Regions from separate parts of the Homo sapiens genome. Here region 2 is linked to region 1. Evidence: chromatin loops called from intact Hi-C (ENCODE). Cell type or tissue: heart left ventricle. All regions are shown on one strand. Each heading gives the region's core, and the rest is flanking DNA. Links, peaks and the distances in the headings are about the cores only.

Evidence for each region. Peaks named below come from ENCODE experiments on the same cell type or tissue, not always from the same donor. Only the 100,000 strongest peaks of a DNase experiment are listed, where the experiment ranks them.
Region 2: it touches region 1 in a loop (2.5-fold over the local background); 4 of 110 quality-filtered maps call a loop at or near these places.

The regions. Positions count from the first base shown.
Region 1 is chr2:216,515,716-216,523,970 of GRCh38, reverse strand. It overlaps LOC101928156 (a long non-coding RNA gene), which reads right to left and starts at 4,837. Exons shown (of 3, transcript XR_923872.3): 1 at 4,581-4,837; 2 at 3,197-3,257. In heart left ventricle, for the core only: a CTCF peak has its summit at 4,617 (motif pointing left); no DNase peak of the experiment used is centred there.
Region 2 is chr2:217,728,027-217,734,154 of GRCh38, reverse strand. All of the region lies in intron 2 of DIRC3 (disrupted in renal carcinoma 3), which reads left to right. Among named protein-coding and RNA genes, the nearest start is that of DIRC3, 59 kb to the left of the region's middle. In heart left ventricle, for the core only: no CTCF peak of the experiment used is centred there; a DNase peak (open chromatin) is centred at 4,328; H3K27ac peaks cover 540 bases.

The sequences.
Region 1 (8,255 bases), core at 2,359-6,358:
ATCCCCATGGTATTGGTAAATCAAATGAGACAGGCTGGGTGCTGTGCCTCACAACTATAGTCCCAGCATTTTGGGAGACCAAGGCAGAAGGATTCCTTGAGGCCAAGAGTTCAAGACCAGCCTGGGCAACATAGCAAGATCCCATCTCTACAAAAATTTAAAATACTAGCCAGGCATGATGTTATGCATCAGTAGTCCTAGCTACTCATGAGGCTGAGTAGAAGGATTGCTTAAGCTCAGGAGTTTGAGGATGCAGTGAGCTATGATTGTGCCACTGCCCTCCAGCCTGAGCAACAGAGGGAGACCCTCTTAAAAAAAAAAAAGATGGAGACCAATCTAAGTTATGTGTAAACTGTAAGCCAACAGAGAGATGTCATTAGTCCTTTATTTATTCATTAATCACCTTTACCTCTAATTGGCTGTTGTACACAAAGTGGGTACCAGATTCTGCCATAAAATTGTTTTATTGGAAGAGATAAAAGGCAACATAATTAAAAAAAAAAAAAAAGAAACATGTTAGCACAAGAAAGCAGTTTTGAAGAGATGGTCCTGAACTGAAGTCAACAGCAGCCTTGCAAAAGAAATGCCAAGTTCTCTAACCTTTACACCACACTTCAAAGGGCATTGGCCTCTGATTCACAGGTAACACAAATATTTTTTACTCCAATGTATTTCTTTGTTCAATAAGCTCAACCCATTTTTCCCTGGGCCCTCTCTACATGCATCAATATTATGGCTGTCTTTTGAGCAGTAACCTTCAAACTTCAAGTATGATCAAAGTATCACAGGCACTTGTTTGAAATGTCAATTTCTGGGTTCCACATCCAGAAAATCTAGGGTAGAACCCACAAGTCTGCATTATGAACAAGCTCCCTGGGAGATTCACCTTTTCTTTAAGACTTATTCTGGTCTTCAAGAAAGACCTATTCTTTGAGACCCTCTGCTTACTTAAGTCCCAAAAGGCATGGACTGTGTCATTTAACTGCCTAGCACATTGCCAATGCCCAACACTCAGAAAAGATGCTCGATAATAAATAAGAAATACTAGGAACCCTAAATACTTGCTTCTACAAAGATGTAAATGTTCGTCTCCAACATCATCATGATGATGACCAGTTGCATAATTCTCACACCTTCTTAAGAATGAAATTCCAGCAACCTCAGCTTTCCCCTGCCAAACTTTTCTGACATTCCCAGGCTAGATTAAGTGACTCTCCTTTGTGGTTCCACAGCCTTCAGCCCATACCAGCACTTACAATATATTCTATGTATTGACTTTACTATTAGTCTCCCCCCACTGGAGGGAAGTTTTCCTCCTTCCTTAAAGATAAGTGCCCCCTTCTCTTGTGTTTCTACCATCTAGACCAGTAATTAGCACCAAACCATCAGATGTTAATGGAATGAAATGCAAAAGGGAATGAAATAGGATGAGATAGGTTGGAAACACTTTAAGAGGTGAGAGGGGAGGTGAACCCTCTGTGATGTTCTGGTATAAGGACATCCTAGGGTGAGCCACATGACAGTGTGATTAATATTCAGTAAGTGGAAGTTTTTATTTTGTCCATGGTTTGGGGATTTTGAGAAATTTTTTCAAGGAGTGGGCATCAATAGATGTTCCTGTTAATGCTGCAGAAGGGTCTTCTAGTTTCGCATACCAATTTTGACATCTTGGGGCAGGTGTTTCAATTGGTTAATGCCAGGGGATAGCTCATACTAAGATCATCTTTGCTTAGATAGCAGATGGTCATAAATTATATTATTCTTCACCAATATCTGTTTACCTCCCTGTAAGAAGATTATGCTTACCCATACTGTTGAACTCCCATAAGCTATGTGGCTTGCTTTGTTCATGAAATGTAGGCAGAAGTGATCTGAGTCACTTCCAAAGGGCTGGCCGTGTACTTCATCTACCTTGGTCCTGAAACAAGGACAGTAATAGGACCTAGTAGAGCCTACAGCTGACCCACAGTGGACATGGAATGTAGGCAGGAAGTGGACATTTGGGAGTTATTACTGAAACATAACCTGGCCTTTCCTGGCTTATGTCCCCTTATTTCCAATCAGTGGAAATGTTCATATACAATTAGTTTGCCTTTGTGACTTTAAGAAACATTACCTCTTAGGGCCTTAGTTTCAATGTCTATGAAGTGAAGACGATAACATAGTGATAAAAAATATCAAACATAAATTGATTGCTTATCATGTGTCTGGCTAAGCATTTTAGAAAAATTATCTCATTTTATCCTTATAACAACCTATGAGGTTGGTATTATTATTATCCTCATTTTATAGACCAGGAAACAGAGGCCTCGAGAGGTTAGGAAACTTACCCAGTGGGTACTAAGAGTACTTAGATACTAAGAATAATTACTGATAGAATACAAATGGCCTGACACCAGAGCCCAGCCTCTTAATCTCCGTGTTGCACCAGGTCATCTCTAAGACCTCATCTGTCTGGGATACACCAAGAATCTGTGATATCACCATGTGGTAACGATTGCTCTAGTCTTCAATTTTTAAACCAAGACCTGTTTTCACCACTGCCCTATTCTTGAGGGGTGAAGACAACTCCTTCCTCAGCCTCTCAAGTAGCTGGGACTACAGGTATGAGCTACTGTGCCTGGCTAAGTTGGACTCTTGAGCTTCATTCCCAAGAGATAGATCATCAAGAGAGGGCCAAGGAGAATGAGAATGTCCCCTTGAAAATATTTTGGGCCTCTGTCTACCAAAAGAAGGGCAATAATATGGAAGGACGCATGAGGGTCTGTTGGCTGCATGGTCTTTGTTGCGTGGTCTACCTGGGCACAGGATATGGGAAGCCTGGGTGTGTTCCACCAATGCTGTTCTATAAAAGGCGTAGGACTTCCATTCCTGGGACCATTATTGTTCCTTGCTCCTGTCTTAGGGGGCTGACGGGCTCCTGTTGTGAGGCTTAGTAGGATAAAATGAACAAAATTCCCTGGGACCATGGCCTGCAAATCTGAGTATAGAGCCACATCATGAGCCCAGCTTTACCTACCTTCCAGCAATATCCAACTCTCCTCCTGTCCACACTACTAGTGTGTACAACCTGTGGATGAGCAAATACAGAAGGAGGGCAGCCGATGCCATCAGCCACTGAGGATGAAAACTCAGCAGCTCCAGCAAAAGGACAGTGTTGAACTGCTGTTGGGATGTATCTGAGAATTTCACTTACCTGCCTTTTCCTCGTCTTCCATTAGCAGAGTTCATGGAGATTTGGTTCCATTTTGGCATCTCTAGAAGAGTAGAGTTGAAGCACAAAAGACACAAGACTGGGGTTTTTTTTAGGGCCCTAGGCAATGACTTGAGTAAGCTCTTGTGTTTTACTACAGGAAAGTGCTCCATCAAGAGCCAATGGTCAACAACATCAGCAGGTCAGAGAGGGTCCTCCTCTGACCACCTCCCCCAGTGCCATCCCTTCAGATGCTCCTGGCTATACCTTCCTTTAGGGCCACTAAATTCTTACTCCAACCCCACAATTTCCTGCAGTACTCCCCACTCCCTGCAGCTGATTTTGGCCCTGACTCATTGGTGCTGACTCAACAAAGAAAAGCAGACCCCTTAGGCAGCTGGACAGTGGACCAGGGCCAGAGCCTGCAGGAGTGGGCGAGAGGGCAGGCAAGGCGAGAATCCATCAATCAGCCTGTCACCAAGTCTTTGCTGAGCCCCCCCTGAAGACTTGGACCCATGCCGAGCTACGCAGTGGGGGTCCCAGAAAAAGGAGAGAAGACAGGAGTCTTTATTTTGTGGCAACTATGGATGTGGAATTGGAGCTCCTTCAATTTGAGGGTCTCTAAGCACATACAGCCTGGCCCAACCCACCATCACTCACCAGAGGGAGGCTGAGTGCTGCCAGGAAAGGCCAGCCACAGTGGAGCTTAGGGAAGGTTGGGAGGTGGCAGCCAGGAAGGGTTTTGAAGCTGTATTTGCAAAGCTTTTGACATAAAATTCAGATAATGTCAGTTTTTTATAAGAGACCAGGTAGGGGTGGTGGTAAATGGAAATTATGGGGGTATTTTAAAGCCCCCATATCCACATCCTGGATACTGCCATTGCCACCAGCCTCCACATTTCTTTTCCCACAAGCCTGCTGGGTGTGGGGTACCTCCCTTGAGTTAATACATTGTGTTTCTGAAATGTCCCTGCTAAAATGAACCTACTATGTTACTCTGAGAGTGTCTTTCTAACCCCCTTTGCATTTGCAGAGGGGGGAAAACGACCATAGATGTGAGGGCACAGAACAGTGACTTTGGCATGAGGATTCACTTAGAATCCCAGAGCCCTAAGAATTGGAATCCTGACTCAATTATGTACCAGTTGTGTAACTCAACTTGGGGCAGTTCTCTGAGCCTTACTTTCTTCATATTGTGAAGAGGAAGGAATAGAGCAGCACGCTCACAGAGAATTGTGAGGACAGGCATAATTGCTAGCACATCATGGCCACTTCTGTTAGGAAATAATATACAACCATTATTGTAAAGAAGTAAAGATAGAGTGGGGAGAAATAAGCTCATGGTCTGAGAGCACCAGGGAAAATGTCACTCCCTCCGTCTTCTTACCTTGATGGTCAAAACTCATCAAGGGCTCCCTCTGCTGTCCATTCTCTGCACTCATTTTCCTATATAGAAAGTGACACACTCATACTCCTGTTTGGGGCACAGAATGTGCACATGTCCTAATTTAATCAGTGGAATCCTGTTTGTTCTTTATTAACATCATCTTTCAAAAACATTCTTTCCAGGCTGGGCAAAGTGGCTCATGCCCATAATCCCAACACTTTCAGGGACCAAGGTGGAGGATCACCTGAGATCAGGAATTCGAGACCAGACTGGGAAAGAGTAAGACCTTGTCTCTACTAAAAAATAAAAAATTATAAAACAGCCGAGTGTGGTGGTATATGCCTATTGTCTCAGCTACTCAGGAGGGCTGAGGCAGGAGGATCGTTTGAGCCCAGGAAGTTGAGGCTGTGGTGAGCCATGATCACACCGCTTCACTCCAGCCTGGGAAACAGAGCAAGGCTCTGTCTCAAAAAATAAATAAATAAATAAATAAATAAATAAATAAATAAATAAATAAATAAAGTAAAAGACAAAAGAGAAAACATTCTTTCCTTTCCATTCTGTTGTTCTTCCCTTAATTTTATCCCTTTGTCTCATGCCTGGGTTGGCCCTCCCAATCACCAAAATCTGTCGCAATATGCCACTCTGCATCTGTTTCTTATACTCTCTGAGGTTTTTTGTTTGTTTTTGAGACAGAGTCTTGCTCTGTTGTCCAGGCTGGAGTGCAATGGCGTGGTATCGGCTCACTGCAAACTCTGCCTCCCGGGTTCAAGCGATTCTCCTGCCTCAGCTTCCTGAGTAGCTGGGATTACAGGCACGCACCACCACGCCCAGCTAATTTTTGTATTTTTAGTAGAGACGGGGTTTCACCATGTTGATCAGGCTGGTCTCGAACTCCTGACCTTGTGATCCCCCTGCCTCAGCCTCCCAAATTGCTGGGATTACAGGCGTGAGCCACCACACCTGTCCTCTCTGAGGTTTAAGCGAGTAAATGGCAGAGCTGAAGTTGGATAACATAACTTCTAGGTCCAAAGCTCATCCTTTCCCCACATTATTATCCCTCTCTGAAGTGTATAATCTAGACATGACATTTAACTTATCTAAGCTTCTTTTCCTCATCTGTAAAATGGGGGAAACAATAATATTAATCCATGAGTTTGAGGAAAAGAGAAGGGGAGACAGTGCAGGGGGAGACACACTTGCCAACAGAAAGAGTACGATAAATACTAGCTACAGTATTCAGGCATGGTTTGTTCAAGTAACTCAAAGAAGTTCAGTACTGCTGGTGCTTAGAGTGGAAACAGGACCTGACAATAGATGCAGCTGGCAAGGCAAGCAGGGGTCAAGTCATTAAGAGCTTTGTAAAATACGGTCCCACAATACCCAGGGCAGAGCTGTCATGAGGATTAAATGAGTTTATATAGTTCAAGTCCTTGGAATGCAGCCTGGCTCACAGCAAGGTGCATGTGTTAGGTATTCCTGATAAAGCCCTCCCAATGCTAATCATGACTTAGAGACCAAAGAAGAGAAGCATATAAGCAGAACAGCCTTGAGTTGAAAGAATAGTTATTTTGGGGAGAAGTGTGCAAAAGACTTTCAGAAGAACATCAGGAAAGAGAAGAGCCAATCACCCCTATAATATTGGTCTTCACCCTTAACAAATTACATCATTTCATGTGTGAAGGTGTGAAGGTGAGGCATGCACCTTAAGAGTGCCCACTTGACAGAAAGGAATGCCTCTCCTCCTGGCTCCCCTCCAAGTTTCCAAGTTATGCTTCCACTGAGCATCCCATTGGCTCTGCCCTGTGGCAGTGCTGTCAGGGTGTCTCCCTCCATCAGTGTAACCTTTTGACCCACTTGCCAGGGTCTGGGCTCTCACTTAGCTTCCCTCGTCAGTTCATGTCTTCATTGGTCTACTCAACTACAAAGTCCAGTGTTTACGATGGTGTATTTAATACTGTCCTCCTATGCCAGTTTTCCTTTTTAAAGGAAAAAAATTCTTGAAGACCCTGAAAATGAGGCCAGAGACCTAAACACTGTAATTTAAGAAACACCTGATAAAGTCTTAGTCAATGAAATATACTTTAATGATATATTATCACTGAAGTTTTGCTTTTGTATCTGATAATTTTTAATATAATCAACAAAATAAAAACACTAAATTCAACTTTTCTAATGAGCAGATCATAGAAAATATACCCAAGTTCATCTTCATTATGTATTTGTGGGTGGTTTGTCCCAGAAGACCTATACTTATTAACTCCTTTTGGTCTTTTTTTAAAAGCTTGGTCATATTATGTTAATTTAAAAAGAACTTGGTATTTACTAAACTGTAATTTTACACAGGCTCGTATCCATTTTATATATGCCCTCAAGATGGATCTTCCAAACCTTACATTTAATTCTTGCCAGGCTATTTTCCTTCCTCTGGCTATGTTCTATCACCCCCTAGTGTTATATATGATGCTTACAGCCAATACATGTTGACAAATTTCTCCACTTTGTTGAAGGAATGAGTATCTGCAGATAAGTACTTTCTTGGTTTACAGATTAGGTTCCCCAAAAATGTATGAAAATGAACTAAGTTCCAAGGCTAAAGTGCACTATGTAAATCTTCAAAAACTAGAGGACCTATTGACTATACTGTGACACCTACGTCAGTACACAAAACAAATAGTGAATATGGTGATATACATGCAACAGTAACGATTGTATTTCCCTCTTGACATTGTTATGAATAGCCAGGCACGGTAGCTCATGTCTGTAATCCCAGCACTTTGGAAGGCTGAGGCAGGAGGATCGCTTAAGCTCAGGAGTTTGAGACCAGCTTGGGAATCATAGTGAGACTTTGTCTCTACTAAAAATAAAAAAATTAGCCAGGTATGTTGGTGCATGCCTGTAGTCCCAGTTACTCAGAAAGCCAAGGCAGGAGGATCACTTGAGACCAGGAGTTTGAGACTGCAATAAGCCGTGATCATGCCACTGCACTCCAGCCTGGGCAACAGAGCAAAGCCCTGTTTCAAAAACAGAAGAGACATTTTAAGGAATACATCAATGTTTAATGCCAGCTCAGGAAACAAAATGGAACAGGCAGGCTTCAGGAACAGAAAACAAATCACAAAGGTGTTGGTTCTTGTACAGTGTGAAAAGTCTATTTTTTTAAAAAAAGATGAGCATTGGACAGGCGTGGTGGCTCATGCCTGTAATACCAGCACTTTGGGAGGCCAAGGCAGATGGATCACTTGAGGTCAGGAGTTCAAGACCAGCCTGACCAACATGATGAAACCTCATCTCTACTAAAAATACAACAACAAAAAAAAATTAGCTGGGTATAGTGGTGCACGCCTGTAATCTCCTGTAACTGAGAGGCTGAGACAGGAGAATCACTTGAACCCGGGAGGCAAACATTATAGTGAGCCGAGATCATGCCACTGCACTCCAGCCTGGGCGACAGAGCAAGACTCCATCTCAAAAAAAAAAAAAAAAGATGGTTAGCATCTATTACTGCTACCTCTTGAGTGCTGAAACATTTCTTAACATTTTAAGTTTTGCTTGATAGAGATTTCTATTATTTAGAAATTAACAAATTCACGTTTTCCAGCTTATGATGATTCCAACTTGCTGGGTCGTCTTGTTCATTGCCATTGCTTTTTTTTTTTTTTTTTTTTTTTTTTT
Region 2 (6,128 bases), core at 2,129-6,128, 1.2 Mb before region 1:
GGATTTGCTGGACCTTTCTTTTCTCTTAGGACCTCACTGCTTGCTCATGGAGACTGATCCTCTGTGTCTGCTGCCACAGTCACGCTGCTGCCCATGGGTTCCCTCCTGTGGGATGAGTTTTGAGCTCCAACATCACCTCTACTGCTTCTGCTGTGGCCAACCTGATCCAACCTGATCCTCAGATGCCTCCCCATTCTAGTCTCTGCTGAAGTGCCACACTGCTTTCCTTGCTTCTTTGATGCCTTTGGTAGGGACTGCCCCAAGATGCCAAGCAAGGCTACAGCCCAGCAACATGGGGAGATAGTGCCTCATGTAGAAAACTTTGACCTATGAAAGACAGGAGATGCGAGGGATCCAGCAGACAATTTTTTCTCTTTTCTTCTATGGGATGGAAGATTCTCAGGGGCAGTGATTATGCCTCGGATGTGTGAAGACATCCTCTGTGAATCAGAAACTGGCTGTGTCCCTTTGTGGAGCTGTGGGTAGCTTGGAAATGCATTCCTTGCATTCACCCCTTTCCTTTCTCTCTTGAGAGAGTGAGAAGTCTTTGCCTTGAGATTGTGCCTCCTAATAAGCCTTATCACTTAAGTGGTGACTCTGGCACCGTTTTCTTGGACACTCCCCAACCATGTGACTCTAGTAGGTTTTGTCAACCAGTTCCCTGGTCCCTTGGCCATGGAGGTGGACACTGACCCAAGCTAGACTGATAGAAGCCCTTACCTTTTGTCTTTTAAATTGGATTAGAAGAAAAACAGTTGTTCCCTTCTGGCATTGAGCCCAAAGATGCGAGTCTAAGAGCTGCTCAGGACAATTTCCCAAGGAATGTGGAGGAAGCCTGTCTGGGGGAAGGAAGCTGGCTTGTAGAGAGGAGCAGAGATGAGCAACACAGACAGTTCTGGATCCAATTGCTCTGAGACCCAGCTGCGCCCTGCCCTTCCCACAGTTTCCTTCTGTGAAGAACAAATTCTTTCTCCTTCCTGGCTAGTTTGATTGAATTTCTGTCATTTGCTCTATTAGTCAGGGTTCAGGCAGAAAACAGAAACCACTCTGAGTGTGTTACATAGCAAGAGTTGAACACAAGGAATTGGTTATGCAGAGACGGGAGAGCTGAGAAACCAAATGGGAATTAATGACATGGAAGCTTCCAAGACTCCTCCCTAGGGCTGAGGAATAAGGGGGAGGTGGTTTTACTGGCCACCAGGATGGGGCCACCTGCAGAAGCTAAGACCATGGCTGGCCTGTGTGGTGGGAGCTAGGGCCATGGAGCAAGGCTGACACTCCCTGAGATGCTGCCCAGAGCAGAAAGAGAGTGGCAGAAACAGCGTGGCCTCCCTCTTCCTTCAGCCTTCTGTCATGCCTCCCATTGGTCAAAGCTATCCTGAAGTCAGCAAGCAAGAAAGCCTAAGAAATATAGTATTCTGCAGTGCAGAACAGGGCAGAAATGAACTAGCATGCAGACCAAACAGGCAAATGACCAACACAGTGGCAGTCTAAGAGTCAGTTTATTCTGCAGTGCCTGCTTTTAACTGTGAACCAGAGAGCCAAGACTCAGTCTGAAGCCCTGTCTGTAGCTCGACACTGTGTCATAGCTCACAAGTTCATCACAAAGTTCTGGTGATGACAGCAATTATGGTGATGGTCCCTAAGAAGTCCTGCTCCTTTGGAGGTATGAATTGATTCCCCAGCGCATATTTTAAAGCCTTTACTCCTACATAGGGTATCCACAGGAAGTTGAGTTCATTACTTAGATATTCAGTTGAGCCACAGAGAGAACCAGGTGTAGCTTCAGAATTTCCATAACCAATAATCTCCTACCAGCACGGCCGCAGGAAGTCTCCTGAATTTCAACCCAGGGGTTGATCAGAGCTGCTTGAGTGGCCAAGACAGAGGTACTAAGCTTGCTAAGCTATGCTGGGTGCATTTGGAGTTCTCCCTAGCCTCCAATCTAAATTCCTTCCCCTGTATTGTCAGGTCACCCATGGGAGACCTAGGATAGGATTATCCAGAAGATCATGCAGGATTTTGAAAAAAGGAAAGAGCATTATTTTTGAATTTGAACTGAGCATGGACTTAGAAAGCTCTGCTGATGTGGCCAAGGAGGGGCAGGAATGGGGGTCATGTGATGGATTTTCAGACTCTGGAGTGACCGGAATGACTCACTGGAGGCCATCCAGGCCATGGGGTTTGAGGTCCAGTAGTGGTCAGCAAAGAAGTTCCTGGGAACCTAATGGGGACAATTTGGGGTTTTGCAGATCATCTGAACCGAGGTTGTTTCACATATGTTGGAGAACATGCAGCTCTCTATATGTCTATATTTTAAAGTAAATAAAAGATTCCCTGAGCAAACCACATGGTATTGGATGGGCTCAGACTCCTGTTCCGAAGCCTCTGCTTTCTGGCTTTACAGGAGCCTGTGGTGACCACTCTGGGCTGGGAGTCCGTGTGCTGGGTCAGCTTCTGGCTCCTGCTGAGGATTCGCTATAGCACCAGTGGACAGGCAGCTTGTCATGCGTGGGCTTAGTTCTACCTTTCCGTGAAACAGGTGGAGCCGGGGATCATTGGGTGTTGTGAGAGTAGATGAAATTTTTGCTTAGTATTGTGGGTTGAATAGTGTCCCCTCAAATTCATATGTTGAAGTCATAACCCCCAGCACCCCAAAATGGGACTTGGAAATAGGGTCCTTACAGAGGTAATCAAGTTAAAGTGAGGTCATCAGGAGTGGGTCCTAGTCCAATATGACTAGTGTCCTTATAAAAAAGAGAAATCTGCACCCAGTGACACATGTAGAAGGAAGATGACATGAAGGTGGTCATCCACAAGCCAAGGAGAGAGGCCTGGAGCAGATTCTTCTCCCATGTCCCTCAGAAGGAACCAATCCTGCCAACCATTGATTATAGACTTCGAGTCTCCAGAACTGAGGGAACCAGGGGCTGCAGAAAGAAGCCAGAGTGGGAGAGAGGGATGAGGCAATAACTTCCAGTGAGAAGAGCGTGGGAGATGCCCTTGTATCAGGATCTTGGGACTTGAGAATCACCCCTTCCTCACTTTAATTTCTAAGACCAACTCCTTTTCTAGTTAGACGACAACTAACATCTACTCTCTTTTCCTAGCTATTGTGTTTTCAGCCCCTTTCTTCCTTGCCTACTTACATGATCATGGGTGTATTAGGCTGTTCTTGTATTACTATAAAGAAATACCTAAGAGTGGGTCATTTATAAGGAAAAGAGCTTTCATTGGCTCACTGTTCTCTAGGCTTTACAGGTGGTGTGGTGCTGACATTGCTTAGCTTCTGGGGAGGCCTCAGGAAGTTTACGATCATGGCAGAAGGGGAAGGGGGAGCAGGTACATCACCTGGTGAAAGCAGGAGCAAGAGAGGGAGGGGGAGGTGCCACACTCTTTTAAAAAACCAGCTTTCGAGAGGTCAGTCGCTATTGTGAGGACAGCACCAAGGGGATGGTGATAAACCATTAATAAGAAATCCATCCCCGTGATCCAATCACCTCCCACCAGGCCCCACCTCCAACACTGGGGATTATAATTCAACATGAGATTTGGGTGGTGACACAGATACAAATCATATTCATGGAAAAATCACCTTGAACCTTATTTCCAGTACCATCTTTCTCATTTCACTTGATAGCATGCTTATTAGAATGAAATTCACTGATGTTCATGCAAGTGCTTAGAAACTGTAAAAAGGCTGGGTGTGGTGGCTCACGCCTCTAATCCCAGCACTTTGGGAGGCCAAGGTGTGCAGATCACCCGAGGTCAGGAGTTCGAGACCAGCCTGGCCAACATGGTAAAACCCTGTCTCTACCAAAAATACAAAAATCAGCCACCAGGCGTGGTGGCGCGTCCCTGTAGTCCCACCTTGGGAGGCTGAGGCAGGAGAATCACTTGAATCCAGGAGGCGGAGGTTGCGGTGAGCTGAGATCACGCCAGTGCACTCTAGCCTGGGCGACAGAGTGAGACGTGAGAGTCCATCTCAAAAAAAAAAAAAAAAAAAAAGAAAAAACAGTAAAGGATTCAGTCTTACCTGTCCTTCAGTATCAAGGTTGAATATCATCTCTTGTCACACCACTCCATTGAGCAGGAATTAATCACATTACGTTTCCTTCTCTCAAGGATTACATCACAGTCTCCTTTAAATTGTAATTATTTGCTGTCAGACTGTGAGCCTCATAAAGACAGGATAAACGTTTCACTCAGGGTTGAATCTCTAATGCCTGCCACATCATGGGTGATTAGAAAATGTGTTTCACATTAACTAACAAAGACTTCAGGCAGAGCATGGCCCTGATCAGTCCCCAGTGGCTCAGGCTGCAGAGCTGTGCCCTGGAGCTGGTCCAGGCATGGGTGGAGAAAACACAACTCAGATTTCTAGACTCATGAGAGGCCCCCCTTTCCAGCTCAGCTTCGCCCAGCAGCATGGCCCCCTCCTACAACTTAATCCATTGTGACTTGAAGGCAGCAGGCTTGACTAGTGTGTCCATTTCGGCAGGCAAACATATAATTTCAGGTCATGTCCGGTGCCATTTGGAAGGAAGCTCAGGTTTCCCTAAGTGGAAACAGCATGCTCTGAAAGTAATTATGGGCCAGGAAGCATGTTCTGGAGTGAGACCCAGCATATCTAAACAAAGGTTACCCTTCCTGCCTGGTGACAGGACAACCCAGGGAGGACATAACCAGTCCCAGTTAATCCCAATATTATCCTAGGAGGGCATGCATCCTGCCGGGAGGAGCAGGCCAGACTGGCACTGGGATATCTGCCAGGATTCTGGATGCCCGTTATTTTTGGGTTTTGGTTTACTATGGGCTCCCTGGGGTCACTCTTTTCCATGCTAGGACCTCAGAAACAGAACATGATGAGCTCCTTCTTAGAAGTGGTGGGACCTTGGAAAATTGCTTCTCCTCTCTGTTTCTGTCATCATGAGGAAATTGAACTAGATAACCTCTGACCAATTAATTGTATGCTGGTAAAAGTTTAACACCAGCTCTTTGGAATAAAAAAGCTCTGGCTGGGTGCAGTGGCTCACACCTGTAATTCCAGCACTTTGGGAAGCCGAGGCAGGTGGATCACCTGAAGTCAGGAGTTTAAGACCAGCCTGGCCAACAAGGTGAAACCCCGTCTCTACTAAATATACAAAAAGAATTAGCTGGGTGTGGTGGCAGGTGCCCGTAATCCCAGCTACTTGGGAAGCTGAGGCAGGAGAATTGCTTGAACCTGGGAGGTGGAGGTTGCAGTGAGCCAGGATCACACCACAGCACTCCAGCCTGGGTGACAAGAGCGAGACTCTGTCTTAAAAAAAAAAAAAAAAAAAGCCCTGATTTGTGGTGTCTACTGATTTCTGCAATGTGAATACTTTCATCCTGGCCAGTTTCAAGCTACAACGTGATGTCATTGAATGCAAACTTGGGTGAGATGCACCCACTTGGCTGCTGAGAGCTGGTATGAATGGTAGGAGCCAGCCCCAGAATATTACTGCTTCTAACTCTGACATCTGCAAATTTCTTCCACTATTATCCAGATAAGTGTCATCCAGTATTCATCTGCTATATTACAGATGCAATACAGCATCTATATTACATATATAGATATTTATCTGTACCTGTATGGGTATAACCAGAGCTGGCTACATTATTTGCTGGCCCTAGTACAAAATAAAAATGTAGTCCCCTTCTTCAAACAGCAGGAAAAAAATGCCATTAAAGGTTTTAAAATTTAAAGTTTTTTCCTTTCTTTCATGGTTCCTCATGGTGTTTTAAAGTTGCTATTTAATGTAGTTCTACGTGAATAAACACTTAAAAATGAAATTATTACCATCAATTTTACTATTCTTTATATTGTAAAATGCCAGTTTTTGATGCAAATATAGTGTTTAATTAGTAGAATCACTGAAATGACATAATTATATTTCATAGCTCATTCATGACTATATGACAGTGGAAACTCACAAAACTAACTACTGTTTGCCATAATGGTAGGCATGCGTGGTCCCTTATCTCCTCTGCTCACGTGCATTCTCATGTCCCATTAGATTCCAGTTCCAAACACAGAGATAAAATTAGTACAAATTTCAGGATGGTCAGAGCAGAGTAGCAAACCAAATATAGACCCTTGTAAGTTC